Linked DNA regions of Homo sapiens: region 1 is linked to region 2. Evidence: chromatin contacts called from ENCODE Hi-C data. All regions are on one chromosome and are shown on one strand. Each heading gives the region's core, a stretch centred on a gene start or an enhancer-like site at or near the end of the contact. The rest is flanking DNA. Distances are from core to core; before and after follow the strand shown.

Region 1 (5,255 bases), core at 2,676-5,175, 96 kb before region 2:
AACTAGGAAATGTCAGAGTCTAGAGCATCGAAATTCTAGTGCAGGGTGACAGTACACTGTAGTAATTAAATATGGGGGCTCTTGAGTCAGACGGTTGGGTTCAAAGCCCAGATATACTGATTACTATTATAAAACTGGCAAACCAGTTCCCTTCTCTGAGGCTTAATTTCTTCACTAGTTAAGTAGAGATAATAACAGTGCTTATCTCCCAGTGCTTTGTAAAGATTAAATGAAATAATGTTCATAAAGTCTGAGATTCATGGCTGGCACATGGTGAGTTTCCTATTTCTGCACTCAATTTTGAATATGGTTCCTTGAGGGAAAAATACACATCCGTGCTATACAGAAAGTAATCTAGGGTTAGTCAGAGAAGGTGGCAATCTTTGTGCATGTGTCTTGAGGTTGGGAAGACGGGCTAGGGTTGCTACAGCCTCGGAGGAGTAATAAGAAGCTGGCACAGCATGCTGTGGCCTATGAAGCTCTTCTCTTTAACTAGTTGAAGTACTTAAAGAGCCAATAAGGAGATGGTACAAGCAAGACAGAGAAATCCTGGACTTTCGGTCCCAAATATCAAAAATGGCGGTAAATGTGGCAGTAAAAAGATAATTATTCTGTGATGTTTGGCAATGACTAAGAATCCGAGTAAAAAGGTCTGGACTTGGGATTTGTAGTAGCTAAACTCCCATACAAATATTTTGGAAATATATTAATATATTAATATTATATATTGATTATATTATATAATACAATATTTATATGTTAATATATTACAAACTTCTTCAGCACAGTGTCTACTTTACACGATTTTGTTGCCTTCTTTATAATTAGTTAAGGGGTAAACGTTTAGTAGGGCCACCATGGGCAGATATTCTTTGGATAAGATTTGAAAGATAGTTTGGTCCAACAAAATGTTCTGCATATTTTGGAGATGAGAAAGGGGTTGTGTATTACTTCCCACACTGTGAGGGAAGGTTGCTTAGACCTGTTGTAGAATATAGTGGTGCCATTTCTTCTTTGAGTTCACCATGACAAAATATGATGATGATAATGGTGATAACTATTACGATGGCAGCTCTTACTGACTCTATGTGCCAGGGGCCATCCTAAACACTTTACATATGCTGCCTCATATAATCTTTCCCAATAGTTAAGTAGACACTATTCTTTTCTTTACTTTTTTTTTTTGAGACAGAGTCTTGCTCTGTTACCCAGGCTGGAGTGCAATGGCATGATCTCGGCTTACTGCAACCTCCGCCTCCCAGGTTCAAGTGATTCTCCTGCCTCAGCCTCTTGAGTAGCTGGGATTACAGGCATGCATCACCACACCTGGCTAATTTTTGTATTATTAGTAGAGTTGGGGTTTCACCATGTTGGCCAGGCTGGTCTCGAACTCCTGACCTCAGGTGATCCGCTCACCTCGGCCTCCCAAAGTGCTGGGATTACAGGCATGAGCCACCTTGCCCGGCTGACACTATTATTTTCTTCATTTTAGAGTGAGAAAACTGAGGGAGGTTATTAGTCCTCAAACATACAGCTTGTTCACAGTTGGAACTGGAATTCCAACCCAGGCTGCAGAATCCAAACCAGCATGCTCAGGTAGCTTTAGAAGTCATCATATAGAAGACAAAATTTGGAGTTGGACAAGTATTAGTGATTCAAAGTTGTGGGTGGTTTCTGGAAAGAGTGTTAGCTACAGAAAAAGAGAAAGAAGTAGTTGGTCAGTAAGTTGGAAGTTTGCTAGGAGAAGTCTGCAGAAGAGGGAGAAGGTGGCACGCGACAGAATCGAATGATTGAATCTGATAGAATGGGCAGCGAGAAGACTTGTTATGAGGAAGCTGGCAAGTGGGAAGAATGCATTGGCTGTAAAAGTATGCAGACAAAATTCAATAAACATTTACACTGCACATGATCCCATCCTCTCTGACTCTCTCTCCTGTTACCCTTTCCTTCTCTCAATGTACTTCAGCCCTGTCAACCTCCTGGCTGCCCTGCAAACATGCTATTCTTATGTTAGCTCTTGCTCTTCTCTCTGCTTGGAAGTTCTTTTTCCCTTGAGATGCCCATGGCTAGCTCCTCGCTTTCATCAGGATTCCAATTAAATGTTGCCTCTTTCATAAAGCCCTTATGGACCCCCTATATAAAAGTGATCTCCCTAGCAGATCACTTCTGATTCCTTGATTTATTGTCAGTCTCTCTGCCTTCTAGATAGTCAGCCAATAACTGAGGGTCTTTGTTGTATTCACTGTGGTATCCCAGTGCCTATAATTGTGTCTTGTACACAGTAGTTACTAGATGTTTGCTGAATAATGAAAAAACAAATGTTTAGTGAAGACCAACTATGTGCAAGGAACTTTTCTAATTGCTTTGTCAATATAACATTGTTCTCAACTTCAAGAATCAGGGTTGCCTGTCTTTATACAGTGATTGCTACATGCCAGTCACGGCTCTAAGCCCTTTGCATCTATTGATTTTCTTAAATCCTCACAACAAAACAATAATGTAGGTACCAGTTATAGCTGATATTTGTACCAGGCCACAGGATTATGAAGTAGTGGAACTAGGATTTGAACCCAGACAATGGGGTGTCAGCATCTGTCTCCTTAACAATGAACTAAAAGAGTAAAAGGCTCTCAAGAAATATACAAATACATGCTACAAGGGCTCAAAGGACTAAGTAAATCGCTCGTGCGTTTGGGGGTGGGGAGAAGGGCAATAAGGTGTCAATTGAGACCTACTTGGAGAAAGGGGGAAGATTTCACTTGGTGACAGTGTGTATAAATAATCCAGCAGCCATAGGGAAGGCAAATAGTTTCACAAACACTTAGAAATGGCTTCCACCCAAGTCATGGCCAACTGACCTTGCAGCTGAGAGTGAGAGGGAATTTTAATTCAGTTTGCCTGGAGAACGGGTCAACTTGACCTTTCTTCTGAAAAGAGAGGCTTCATGCACTTGACTCTTGGGGACACAGAAATCTGCATTTTAATTTTGACTTCTCAAACAGTAACCATGGCCACAAGTGGTCTATTGGTTTCTCTTTACCTTCCCAACTATTCCCGGCCTTACTGTGCTTTAGAAGGGCAAATGACCTTGCGGGTGGTGAGCGATACCTCCTGGTTGACCTGCCTGGGAGATCTCAAATGAAACCCCCCACATGGATGCTTCTCCAAAATGCCACCAGTCTATGCCACCCCCTCTCTCCAAGGTGGTATTCTGCACCTCGGCCCTGCGATGTTCACCTGGAGTCTAGAGCCAGTGTTTCCCCACACTTAGCCGAGTCGCATGACCGGTTCTAGCTTCAATGGGGGAAAGTTTCCCGTCTAGGAGTTCTGGCGCTCTGCCCGGCTCCGGAGAAGGGCATCTCCTTGCGCTTCCTCTCTGGTGTCCTTCGAACTCAGCCTAACTTTGTGCAGCAGTATTTCCAGTCTAGCTGTCCAAGTTGGAGCCCCTGGGGGACGCAGCGGCGCGTTGAGAAGGCGCGGCGCCTTCGAGCCCCTCCCCAGAGCAGGCGCTGCTCGCAGTGACAAGGGGTCCTAGAGGCGCCCGCTGAGAGCCGCTGGCAACTCCCGGGGGTGTCCTGCCCAGCCCGAAGTCACCTCGGGTCTCTTTCGGGTCCATCTACTCTGTCGCCAGAGGCACCGTGCCACCCGCGGCGCTTTCCTCTCCCCGCACCCCGCCCCCCGCATCCCCAGTCCGGTGACTTGGCAGCAGGTGGCAGGGGCGGCGCTCACGAGGGCGAGGGGCTGGGGTCCCCGCACTCGAGCCGCCCGTGCAGCCCGCCCGCTTCCAGCCGCCGGCGCGAAGCTGCCGGCGCCTCGGCCTCCCCCGCCACCCCGCGCGCCCCCGCCGCCAAGGGCCGCGCAGCGCCCCCGGCGCCCCCCGCCGGCCTCCGCCCGCACCTGCAGCCCGCTCCGCGCGCCCTGCCCGCAGCCGCCGCCGAAGCTCTCGCTCCCAGCGCCACGGACGCCCCCGGGCCGAGCGGCGGTGCGCTCCCGTGCAGACCCGTGGACAGACGCCCCTGGCCGGTGGACTCTCGAGTCTCGCTTCTGCACCCTGCGTCCCTAGACATGAATGTGAGGAGGGTGGAAAGCATTTCGGCTCAGCTGGAGGAGGCCAGCTCTACAGGCGGTAGGATGCAATAAGCTTGCGAGCGGGCGCCCGCTTCCGCCCTCCTTCCCTCGCGAGCCAAGACGGCTGCCCCTTCCCTTCCTCGGCTGGGGACGCTTGTTGCCTTCGCTGCATGAGACACAGTCACCTGGCGGGACTGGGAAGGGGAGGTGGGAGCGGCAGGAATGGGGTGCAAAGGAGAGGGGGGTGCATGCAAGATCCAGGTCGGGGAAGAAAAGATGTTTGAAGTGTGTTTGAAACTCGCCGGTGGCAGGGTCCCCTGCGATCCTGTGCGTACTTTTGCCTTCTCTGAAAATTTCCGAGGTTGTTTATGCATCTGCCAGATGACTCCAGACCGCACGCTTCCTTCCCCTAACACCTGGGGATTAATGAGCTGAAATAGTATTGATCCTCGCCTTCCACTTTTCCTTCATGCCCCCACACGTTTCTTCATTACAACTGTATTTTTGTCCCCTGGTAATATACTGGCGGCATCTTGCCCATGTCAGATTCTAAAGCAGGAGCGTATGGCTTGTTTTATGGCTAGCTTCAGTTTAGTGTGTTCAGAGAAAATGGTCCTCAGTGACACTTGCAAATAATTTATATACAGTACAGCCTTGTTAAGGTATCGGGCACTGTGTTAGGAGCTTGGCTTTCAGAGAAACGTGCGTTCTGCGAAAGCAGGGAGAAATGTTTTGCTGTTTGGTGGGATCCATAGAGAAATAGGAGACGATGCCCTTCCACAAAGCGTCTTGGGTTGCATCGATTTGTTATTAGGTGGTTTTGATGTGTACAGAGTATTTTACAGGAGCCGGAAAGAGAATGGAAGTGATTTTGGGGCACATGAGAGTGATAAAGGGCTGGACCTCTCCCTGATTACATAAGCTAAGGGGTCACATATGGCTATAGCATAGTTTGGGTTTAGAGGGTGAAAAACTTGGACTCGAGGGCTGTAAACTTGCAAGCAAAGAGGTGTTTCCACTTGCTGCCTTCTTTAGTACTCAGGGAAATGGAGTCACCTCAACAACTTGAGTCAATCATTCGAATTTATGGCCATGAGAAATGGAAATGGACACCCTCCCTTTCTTTTCCTCACTCCAATAGTTAAGGTCATCGTAACCGGGAGGACACTAGTCTCACTTGAATATGA
Region 2 (5,117 bases), core at 297-2,796:
GTCAAGGCTCAACACAATCGCTTAGAATATGGTTTAGGAGTCAATTCTAGCAAACATTAGAGATGACTGGTATTTCTCAAAGAGCAAATGTAGAGTACAAAGAATGGTGTGCCAAGGGTAGAGCCCAGACAATTATCAAAGTCTGGTAGACAGAGGTTTACTAGATTCACACAGGATAGGCAATGCCTTTGTCATTCTTCACCTGTACACTGGGGGGAATTTAAGCAATTGGGGTCATAAACACTCAAAAGGGGAGAAGACCAATGTAGATTTGGGGATGATTAAGTTAAATATAACATTGATGGAAAAAAAAGTAAAAACTCTGCTCTGCAATTAATATGTGGGATGAGAAGCAGTTTGACATTCAACATAATTGTATATGTTGTACCGAATCCCCTCCATTTAGCTATCTCATCTTGTAGGTTTAAATTCTGTCTCAACTCCTTCATGAAGCCTTAGAAAATCCAGTAAACAGATTGTTAATTTTTGCACTGCTGAGTGCAGGAGCAGTTATGTCTGTCCCTTTCTTGATACTTACCGTTTTATCATCTTGCCTTATCAGCTTGTGCGTATATGCCTGATTACTAGGGTGATGGTTATATGTGGGCACTCAAACTGGAACACTTTGGAGAGTGAAACTTGGGAAGACAGAGTGCTATTGGGGCTATGAACAGTTACTGAGGACAACAGGCATAAATAGACACTGCCCTGAGCAACCTAGGCTGTGTGATCACTGAACTTATTACCATTCCCGGGTCATATGGTTCTTCTATCGTCTCAAGGCCTTGCACAGAGCAGCACTTAATGACAACATTAGATGCTATTCAAAGGACCATGGATGGCACATGACCCCAAACTCTTTATTTGACAGATGAATAAACTGAGGTCCAGGGAGGTTAAGTGACTTGCCTGTGGCAGCCCAGCTAGTTCTTACCTTGAAGGTTTGTTATCTTCATGCTTAACCTTGTTTTCTTATGGATACCCTAGACAGATAGCTTTTCTCAGATATTCCCCTATGTTTATGGCCTGGTGGATTAATAATGTTTTCTTGATTCTGGTCAGATTCTGATGTGTAACTTTTGCATGATCTGAATGTTTCTGTTGTATCCTTCCAATTCATGTGTTGAACCCTAATAAGTAATGTGATAGGAAGTGAGGTTTTAGGAAGTGATTGGGTCATGAGGGTGCTCAGAAAATGTTAATTGAATTAACAAATGATCATGGAAACACTGATTTCTATAAATGAAAAGGGACTTAAAAATAATATAGTCAGTTTCTCTAATAAGTAGGAAGAAACAAGCTCAGAAAATATTATATGACTTATTCAAAGGTCAATCAGCCACTGATAAACCCAGATGAAAACTTAGTTCTCCTGGGTCTTTCATTTCCCAGACCGGTGTTTTGCCTACAATGTCCCACTGCTTTGAAAGTGATTGACAGTAAAATATTAGAGCCCTATATTTTAAAGTGACTTCATAATCATTTTTGTTTTTTCTTACAACTTTCCAAATGCTGCCTTATGTTACTGAACTCCCCACTACAACCCTATGAGTCTGGCAGGAAGCTGAACAGTTTTACAAATTAGGCAATCAAGACTCAGGATTTAAGTGACTTGGACTGAACTGGCTCAATTTCTTCAAATATAGAGAGTACAAAGAAACCTGGTCAATCTTACTACTGTCCTTGAAAGAATGTTTTTTCCTAATTCAGCAAGGCAAAACTGTTAGCAAAAGTGTTCTTCAACAAGGGATCTGTGATTGTATGTTAAAAAGCTTTCTCTAAGGTACTTATCACTTAAGTAACAATGACCTGATTCATTTTTGTTTTTTGTGGGGAATTGTAACAGTAAGGAAATCATGGTTCTTCACTGTTTTAGTGAGATAGGTGAATTTTGGAATTGTGTACCAACTGAGGTAAGGCAAAAGTCTACAGTAAAACTGTTAGAATTCTACTTAAAAATATGAATAGAAAATGCAGAAAATCAGTAAATAAAAATAAATCTACAGACCAGTTGCATGCAGAGTGAGTTTGAATGTGTCATGTATGATGCTGAGTTACTGATGTGACTCTGAGCACATGTGACTCTGTGGGCTCACCCCATAGGACTTGGTATTCTCTGCTGGGTTCACACTATCTCTAATTAGGGAACATTTAAGCTTATGTTTACTGTGTTAGAGAACATCGACTTAAATCTACCCTATTAACAAATAGAGTTTCTCAGGTTGTTTTGTTGCTTTGCTCTGCCGAAGTTCAATTTAGACCATTTCTAATTAAATTAAACGTGAATGAGAGAAGACTGTTAGAAGAGGTAAACATTCTCAGTTCTTCCAGAATTCTTCCTAAAAAGTAGCTGAACCACCCTTTCCCTGGGGTTTAGCAGAGATTGTGAGTTGCCTCATGGAAGGCAGGGGCCATGCTTTATTGACAATATTTATTTCCAGAACCTCAATGAGGACAAAGCTTATAAAAAGCATTCAGTACACACTGGCTGAATAAACCAATGAGCTGCAGTCTGGAAGCCTTCCCGGGACAGACTCTCTGGACTTTAGTAAAATAGAGAGCTTCCTTGGAGGTCCCCACACACTTATCTTGACAGTGACCTTATTGGTTTGTAATGAATTGTTGATGTTTCTTTCCCACTAGAAAATTATCTCCCAGAAGTTATTTTTTGTCAGCTGTGAATCTCTATAATCTGTGAACACACACACACACACACACACACACACACACACACACATATTAATTGAATTGTAGAGGTTTTTTATGTCTAGACTTCTTATACTAAGAGGGTACCATAGACAGCATATAGGCATGAAACAATTAACTCAAAAGCAAAAATTTTATTAAGACAGAACTGAGACGAGGGTTCCAGTATCTTGAGAGTCTCCCCTGGCCAGTGTTTCTTGTCTCCTTCACCTATGCACCCATCTGACAATTTAAAAAACTAAAGCTTGGAGATTCATGTTGGCAATTTTTTATTATTAGTGTACGTGGTATATATAGCTTTTCCGCAATTTGGTTGGAGAAATGTTTTGCTAGCTTCCCAGAAACTAGCAGCCTTCACCAAAGTGGGGGCTGTCTTAAGGTGTGCCCCCTTACCTTGGGATAAAGCTATGTGCTATGGAATCACACAAGCCCGTGTTTGTATTTTTTTCATTTTAATTTTTAAACACTTGCATAAAATTAAGGGGTAAAGTGCAGTTTGGCTTCATGGATCTATTGCTTTAGGGGAAGTCTGGGCTTTTAGAGTGACCATCACTTGCATAATGTACATTGTACCCATTAAGTAATTTCTCATCCCTCAACCCCTTCCAACCTCCAACCCTTCTTAGTCTCTAGTGTGATTGTTCCACACTCTACATCCACATTATTTAGCTCTCCCTTATTTAGCTCCCCTGTATACATTATTTAGCTCCCCCTTATGAATGAGAACATGCAGTGTTGGATTTTCAGAAAGCCTTTCTGAGCCTTGGTTTTCTCATCTGTGTAAGTGGGATTTGAATGCCTTCCTGAGGGACTCTCAACCCTAGCTTAACCCCTCTCCTCTCCTCCCTCCCTGCACTAATGCCTGTGGCTCTCTTCTGTCTGCTAGGGTGGGATCGAAAGTTAAAAATATCAGCATATTTCAACCTTATTTCAGTTTTCTTGACATTGTTTTAGAAACTTGAGTGTTACTCCTCCCTTTACCACAGCTAGGTTATCGTGTTCTTTCACAGTGCTTTTAGTGTTTTTTTTCCTATGTCATTATGTTCTGTGTTAGTCTGCCCCGCAAGACTCTAAGCTTTATGATGATTAGAGACTTTGTCTGCTTTATTTATGCATGCCTAACAATCAGTTTTGAATCTTGCACAAATGTTGAGTGCACGGTTAATGAGGGAATATGTAGTGTTTGGGTTAAAAGGCATGAGCTCCACAGCAAGCCTGAGCGTGGAGTCAGTGAGCTGAGGTGAATGGGACCATCTCCAGTTTCAAGATGATCTTATCGGGATCAAACTGATGTAAAAAATCTTATTTTGTACTACAATAAAAGTTTAAAACTGAAAAAAAATCATGTAATTGAAATTAAATGAGCTTTTTTTGTTTTCTGTGGTTCATAACAAAATACTTGAAACTGGGCAGTTTATAAAGAAAAGGAATTTATTTCTTACAGTTATGGAGGTTGAAAAGTCCAAGGTTGAAGGGACTTCTTGCTGGTAGGGACTCTCTGTAGAGTCCCGAGGTGACACAGGGCATCACACGGTGAGGGGCTGAGCATGTTAGCTTAGTTCTCTCTTCCTCTTCTTATGAAGCCACTGGTCCCATGCCATTAAAACCCATTAAACCATTAACCCAGGAATTAAGTTTCAACATGAGTTTTGGAGGCGACAAATATTCAAATCATAGCATTGATTTGAATATTTGTAGGGCTCTACAACAAGGCCACTGTGTCACCCAGGTTAGTAACCAATAAAACATACATTTTTCATTAGTGTCTCTCAGTTGCTGAAGTATGAGGACCCTGACTGATAGCTTTCATCTGTATTATTGGTGGTCGGGATGATATTATTTTATATGTCCTAAACAGCACCAAATATAAAGATCTCTATAATGTCCTTAAATTTTTTTTTTAATTTAGCTTTTAAAGTTATTTGAGGTTTGTAGATTTTGCTGTTTATCTCACAAAATAACTCTGTTTCAGTTACTCTGTCTTGGACTTACTATTTTCACCAGTTGAAATGTGTTGTAGGAATACTGGATGGAATTCAGCATATGTAAGTTCTAGGCCCATTTTTCTTTTTTAGCAAATAAGCTTTGCCATTATAGTTACATTTACATTACTTATGCCCTGAAGGCCTAAGTCTTATTTGTGTAGTGAATAGGAACACACACACACACAGACACACAGACACACACACATTTATCAAAATTTGATAATATGTAATTAATTTAGTATTATCAACTTGGGAATTACTGAATTCTTTTGCTGTGCATAAAGATTATTGAAGAGCAGCATCTACTCCCTTAGAATTTTCACATCTAGTATTCTTTCTTTATATTGTTAAAATAATTTTAATAATGATCTAAATTGGATATAAATTCAGGTAATTATTGCCATCATTTTGTATAAGTACTGTCGT

The links. A loop is a pair of places that touch in the nucleus more often than their neighbours do.
Region 1: a loop to region 2 is called in a map with no recorded cell type, with 3 times the contacts of the local background. The contact joins the promoter of KCNIP4 here to the promoter of KCNIP4-IT1 in region 2. A Hi-C loop is called at or near these places in 1 of 168 maps with a recorded cell type or tissue (chondrocyte) and 1 of 37 single-sample maps with no recorded cell type.

Annotation. Positions count from the first base shown.
Region 1 is chr4:21,947,442-21,952,696 of GRCh38, reverse strand. It overlaps KCNIP4 (potassium voltage-gated channel interacting protein 4), which reads left to right and starts at 3,925. Exons shown (of 9, transcript NM_025221.6): 1 at 3,925-4,126. The coding sequence starts at 4,066. RefSeq lists enhancers at 2,977-3,477, 3,478-3,978.
Region 2 is chr4:21,849,617-21,854,733 of GRCh38, reverse strand. KCNIP4-IT1 (KCNIP4 intronic transcript 1) reads left to right here and starts at 1,546. Exons shown (of 1, transcript NR_002813.1): 1 at 1,546-5,117. All of the region lies in intron 1 of KCNIP4 (potassium voltage-gated channel interacting protein 4), which reads left to right.